Linked DNA regions of Homo sapiens: region 1 is linked to region 2. The links are chromatin loops, found by intact Hi-C in ENCODE. Cell type or tissue: transverse colon. All regions are shown on one strand. Each heading gives the region's core, and the rest is flanking DNA. Links, peaks and the distances in the headings are about the cores only.

Evidence for each region. Hi-C counts contacts between places; a loop is a spot of excess contacts. Peaks named below come from ENCODE experiments on the same cell type or tissue, not always from the same donor. Only the 100,000 strongest peaks of a DNase experiment are listed, where the experiment ranks them.
Region 1: it touches region 2 in a loop (27-fold over the local background); 1 of 110 quality-filtered maps calls a loop at or near these places.

What each region holds. Positions count from the first base shown.
Region 1 is chr2:235,418,900-235,421,807 of GRCh38, forward strand. No RefSeq gene overlaps it. Among named protein-coding and RNA genes, the nearest start is that of AGAP1, 74 kb to the right of the region's middle. In transverse colon, for the core only: no CTCF peak of the experiment used is centred there; no DNase peak of the experiment used is centred there.
Region 2 is chr2:235,510,115-235,513,022 of GRCh38, forward strand. All of the region lies in intron 1 of AGAP1 (ArfGAP with GTPase domain, ankyrin repeat and PH domain 1), which reads left to right. Among named protein-coding and RNA genes, the nearest start is that of AGAP1-IT1, 5.8 kb to the left of the region's middle. In transverse colon, for the core only: no CTCF peak of the experiment used is centred there; DNase peaks (open chromatin) are centred at 557 and 1,327; H3K27ac peaks cover 2,500 bases.

The DNA.
Region 1 (2,908 bases), core at 112-2,611, 91 kb before region 2:
GTCTCAAAAAAAGGAATACTTTCACATTTGATATTTTTCATTTCGCCATTTTTCAACCTTAAACTAACACCCAAAATGCTACATTAATTTTATGATCTAGGACATGCATTTTTCCAAATTGCATAAAATTCTGAGTCTCCTTAAACAAAACAGAAAAAAAAATGTTTCCCAGGGGAGTCTGTTTGCTTCCCAGCAGTTCCAGGAAATGCTGAGCTGGAGACCTGCTTAGCTCACCCCTTGTGGAGAAAATTTGATCAGATGTGAACAGACGGTGGTAGAACTAAACGTCCCTCTCTGAAGCTATTTATGCAAAATATTATTTCCCCACCGGCTCTGCGTATTATTTGAGTGTGAACGATATTATTTGCCTACATCCGGCACATCTTATTATTTGGCTCTATTTTGACAGCAAACCACTTTATCAGACCATGTGCAATTTACATCTCACTTTTCCAAGGCACAGTTCTTTTTAGGAGATGCACTTCTTTGTGAAGATGGACAACACTAAACTTCAGTCTAAAGGTCTGTGGCCGATTGCTTGCATATAAAGAGATTTTCATAAATGTCCTCAATAGCTATGAAAAACTGGAAAAATTATATCATTAGCCACCCCGATGTCTTCAGAGTTGCTGAGTGGTCAGCCCTTCATTTGTGGACCACGCTGTGCCGAAACTGTTCTGCCAGTGCCCGCCTGACTGAGCCGCGTCTGGGCCCCCCAGCCACTCCACGGCTTCAGAGTCTGTGTCTTGATGCCTCAGTGTTCTGCCCTCTCGGGCGGAGAATGTTAAAGCCCAAAGGAAATTTCAGACTTAAAGTGTCTGTGATGAAAGGGACCTCGAGGGTCATCTGCCCAATGCGTTTATGGATGAGGACACTGAATTGCAGCAGCGTGAAGTGGCCTGCCAAGGTCATTCGGTGAGTTAAAGGCTGAGCCCAGGCTCCATCCTGGGTGTCCTGACGTCCAGTCTACGGCCCTGTCCCCCCACTTGCAGTGGCCTCGTGGTGACTTGTGTTTTCCCTTTCATGGCGGGATGCAGGGAGAGTGATGGCGGTCAGCGTTGCAACTCTCAAGCTCCTATTGCTTCCACACAGCCAGCTCGGGTGGGGCATCCTCTCCGTGAAGTTCCATTTAGCTAGTAACTGTGTTACTCGGTTAATTAAGTGGGAAAACACAGGCGCCACCCTTGACTTTTAATAGTTTCAATGCAACCTGTTCCCATGGTGTTTTAACACCTCCTCCCCCACCCAACTCCACCCAACACCCACCTCTCCAGCAAGGAATGAATGTACACACTGGAGCTGTCTTCCCAGTAGGAAGGCAAGCTTCCGAATGGGAGGTGCAGCTTTTTTAAAACGCTTTTGCTGCATCAGAAGAGGTGGAGCTAACACAGATAGGCATGATTCACGTAGGCGATCACAGTGTGGCTCTTGAATGAGATTTTTAAAATAAAGGAACAATCCATTGTGAGAATTGAGAGCATTTCACTTTGGCTTTCCAGTTCAATTCAACAACTACTTAATTAGCACCCACTGTATTCAAGTCTCTGGCCATGCTGGGGAAATAAAAGATGAAGACATGTTATCTCTGGCTTCAAAAGAGCATATAGTTTTGAATAGGAAGAAAGCATGTATTCAAATAAAGTGCATTTATACCATGCTAATTATTCATGTAAGTTAGGAAGTATCTTCAAGTGAGCCCAGCAGCAGACATCTTTTATCTTCAGGATGGAGTTCCATTTCTGCAAAGAGTAAGATGAGGCCCTTGAACTTCTGGAACACAAGAAATTCACAGGACAGAGCCAAGCCTGTGTGCAAGGTCCCCTGACCAAGTGCTCAGTCGCCATTTCTGTGTTACTAGATCACCGTTTTTGTCTTTGTTTTTGTTTTTTTTAGACAGAGTCTCACTCTGTCACCCAGGTTGGAGTACGGTGGCGTGATCTTGGCTCACTGCAACCTCCGCCTCCAGGGTTCAAGCGATTCTCCTGCCTCAGCCTCCCAAGTTGCTGGGATGACAAGCATCCGCCATCACACCCAGCTAATTTTTGTATTTTTAGTAGAGATGGGCTTTTACCATGTTGGCCAGGCTGGTCTTGAACTCCTGACCTCAGGTGATCCATCCACCTTGGCCTCCCAAAGTTCTGGGATTACAGGCATGAGCCACTGTGCCCGTCCAAGAGTACCGTTTTCTTCTGTCTACTTCCACTGTGACATAAGCAGCCCAAAATTCCAGCAAGAGGGCCTTTGAGAAGGATTTGGAGCTCAGATTAGATCACCTGCACTTAGGTTAAGATGCTCCAATTTTTGACAACGAACAGGAGGAGACGGGCACCTCAGAGCAAGCCCTGGGTAGGACACTTGGAGGAAGAGGGGACTCACTCTGAAATGAGGAAAAGTTAGAGAGTCAGGCTCCTGAGGCAGGAGCCCAGAGGTGCCTGGTGCTCTGCCAGCTTATCCGGTCTACCTGGCTCTTTCAACCATCCAATCTGTCCCTACCCAGTGTGTCCAGTGCCACATTAAAATGGGCCTCTGATGCCCTCCTCCCACTCACAGATTCCGTCTTTATCCCTCCCGAGCTGATTTGCACACCACATCTAATTCCCTCCAATCCTCCCAGCCCCAGCCTTGTCATTCATTTTCCCATTGTTCCCTCCCTCCTTCCTCCCCCTAACCTGACTCCTGATGCCTTCCCTCATCAATCAGGATGCCATCACCCACAGAAGTACTACCTGGGCCACCACTGTGTAGTTCTCACCCAGTCTGGTCCAGGTCTCAGGGTCCCAACCTCTAAAAACACCCATCTGGATGCCGAAGCTTTTATATCCTAGCCCTGAGCCAGGCAGATCCAGTAGCAGCCCAGGTGGCCAGCTGGAGTGGAGCAAGAGGAATGGTGGCAGCTGCCAACCAGGTG
Region 2 (2,908 bases), core at 130-2,629:
GTTATGGTGAGTTGTAGAATTTTTTTCATTATATATTACAATGCAGTAATGATAGAAATAAGGTGCACAATAAATGTAATGCATTTGAATCATCATGAAACCATCCCCCTGCCTCCCTTCAGTGGGAAAATTGTCTTCCACGAAACCGGTCCCTGATGCCAAGAAGGTTAGGGACCACTGCAGTAAAGGACCCCTTCTTTGACTGGCTTCATTCAGTCAGCATGATGATTTTTAGGGTCATTCAAGTTGTTACATATATCCATAGCTTTTTCTTTTTCATTGCTGAGTAATGTTCCATTGTATGGATTTACTACAGTGTTTTTATCCTGTGGATGGATATTGATGGAGTTGTTTCCAGTTCTTGGCTTTTACAAATAGAGGTGCTGTGAACATTCACGTGCAAGTCTTCATATGGGCACGTGCTTTCATTTCTCTTGGGTAGATACCTAGGAGTGGAGTGGCTGGGAGATGTGCTGGGTATATAATTAACTTTTATGTAAACTGCCTGCTGTTTTCCAAATTGGTTGATTTTACTCTCCCGCCGGCAGTGTGAGAGTGTCCACTTTGGGCTTAAGTTCAGCAGGCTTCTGGCAGTGATGGGATAGCAGCTGTCCTTAAGAAAGAGCATTTGCCCTCTGTGTCTCTTGGGCTGTGAAGTGTCTTGTACTGATGAGGGGGGTGGGAGGCTATAGGAGTGAGGCTGAGGAGGGAAAGGAGAAGCCTCAGAAAGAGGTGCAGACTGAAGACCACCTTAGAAGGTCGCAAAATCCAAGGGAGCAGAGCCAGTGTGCCTCTCCTTGTGACCTCTGGCCTCAGTTTCCCTGTCTGTAAATCCGGATGTTTGGCCAAGATCAGTTTTCAACAAGGTGCTGGGTGGGGGGGCGGGGGGCGGCGGTGTATGGCGTGCAAGCATTGTAGCCCCCAAGAGGACATTTGGCCATGTCTGGGGCAATTTTCGGTTTGTTACAACTTTGGGGTGTCATGGTTGTTACTGGCACGTGGCAGGTGGAGGTGAGGGATGCTGCCCAAGATCCCGCAATGCCTGGGGCAGCCCTGAGTCTTCGTCATCCCGAGACTGAGAGCCCCAGGTCAGATGAGCTCTGTGACCCCCTCAGCCTCTGATCCACACTCACCAAGGATTACTCTGGTGCACGATTCTGTTTCGGTGGGAGCTGGTGTAATTATCTAGAGGTGTGTCTACCTGTGTGCCCAGAGGGGCCCGCCCTCTCGGTGAGCAAGGACACCTGGTTCCCTGGGGTCTGAGCCAGGCCCTCAGGGAGGGGGGCAGCCAGGAGCCGCAGGGGGCTCAGCCAGCTCCTGGCCCTCAAGTGTTCTAGGAAACCGGCTTCTCTGTGGGGATGTGACTCTCCCTCACTCCTCCCATTGCCTGAGTAGGCAAATTCCACCTAGCTCTTTATGACTAACTGCCTGGCAGCCTGAGCTCAGGGCAGTTCCTAACGAACTTCTTTGATTATTAACCTATGCTGGGCCCAGGGAAATTACTCACTTGTTTTCTGGCCAAGAGAAAATCTCCTGGAAACTTCTATATATAAATCTTTTTGACAATTCCGCATTCAAGAGAGTTCCCCTGGCAGTTCTTCTATTTGTAGGGTGGGGAGAAAAACCCATGTAATTTCCCCAAACTGTGGATTTTGTTCCTATAGAACATGCTTGTGAGATTCAGTGTGCGTATTTGTGTGAGTGTGTGTGAATGTGTGTGTGAATGTATGAGTGTGGATGTGTGTGAATGTGTGTGTGTATGTGAATGTGTGTGAATGTGAGTGTGAATGAGTATGTGGATGTGTGTGAATGTGTGAATGTGTATGTGTGGGTGTGAATGTGTGTGTAAAGGTGATTGTGAGTGTGTGAATGCGTGTGTGAATGCGTGTGTGACTGTGTGAATGTGTGAGGTGTGAATGTGTGTGAATGGATGTGTGTGTGAATGCGTATGTGTGAATGTGAATGCGTGTGTGAATGTGTGTGTGTGTGAATGTGTGTGTGTGTGGTGATGGTCATTGTCCACATTGGTGGTCTTGTCACTCACTTCTTGATCTGTTGCTGCATCAGCAGAATGCTGGGCAGATGGCTGCATCTTGTTTGGGAGTTTGGGAGTTTTCTTTGAGTATCTGTTTTTTAACTTTCAGGGGAGAATACCAAGGTTGGGAAACACTGGTTTTGCTGACATAAGAATAAGAAAATTGGCCAGGTGCATTGGCTCACACCTGTGATCCCAACACTTTGGGAGACCGAAGTGGGAGGATTGCTTGAAGCTAGGAGTTCAAGACCAGCCTGGGTAACATAGGGAGACCCCCATCTCTACGAAAAAACAAAACACCCAGGTGTGTTGGTGCTGCCTATGGTCCCAGCTGCTCAGGAGGCTGAGGTGAGAGGATTGCTTGAGCCTAGGAGGTTGAGGCTGCAGTGAGCCATGATTGCACCACTACCCTCCAACCTGGGCAACAGAGTGAGACCCTATCATTAAAAATCAGTCAATCAATCAATCAGTCAATCCATGCGCGTCCTCCCCCATTCCTGCCTTGATTTCCCTGTTAGGATTTGCCATGGGGTGGGCAGCTGGGCAAAGGCATCTGAGCTGGAGGTAGGTGATAAGCTCCCTGGGCCTCCCACCCTGCCTGCCTCTGCTCAGTGGCTCCTGGGTCCCTCCTGACCATGTAACCTTTGCGCCAGCCAGAGAATCTGCCCTTTGCCTTCCTCTCCAGGAAGTTGTTGAGATACATGAGTGAAAATATTATTCTTTTAAGTGCTTTGGATGTTATAAAAAATACACTGTGCCATTAATGCTCGTGCAGGGCTCCCGGCCGGCCTAGGCCCTCTGCACTTGAGATTCCTCTGGCAGCATCTGTTTAGAACTGGGCACTCCTGGTTCTGGTCAAGTTTATCCTGACCA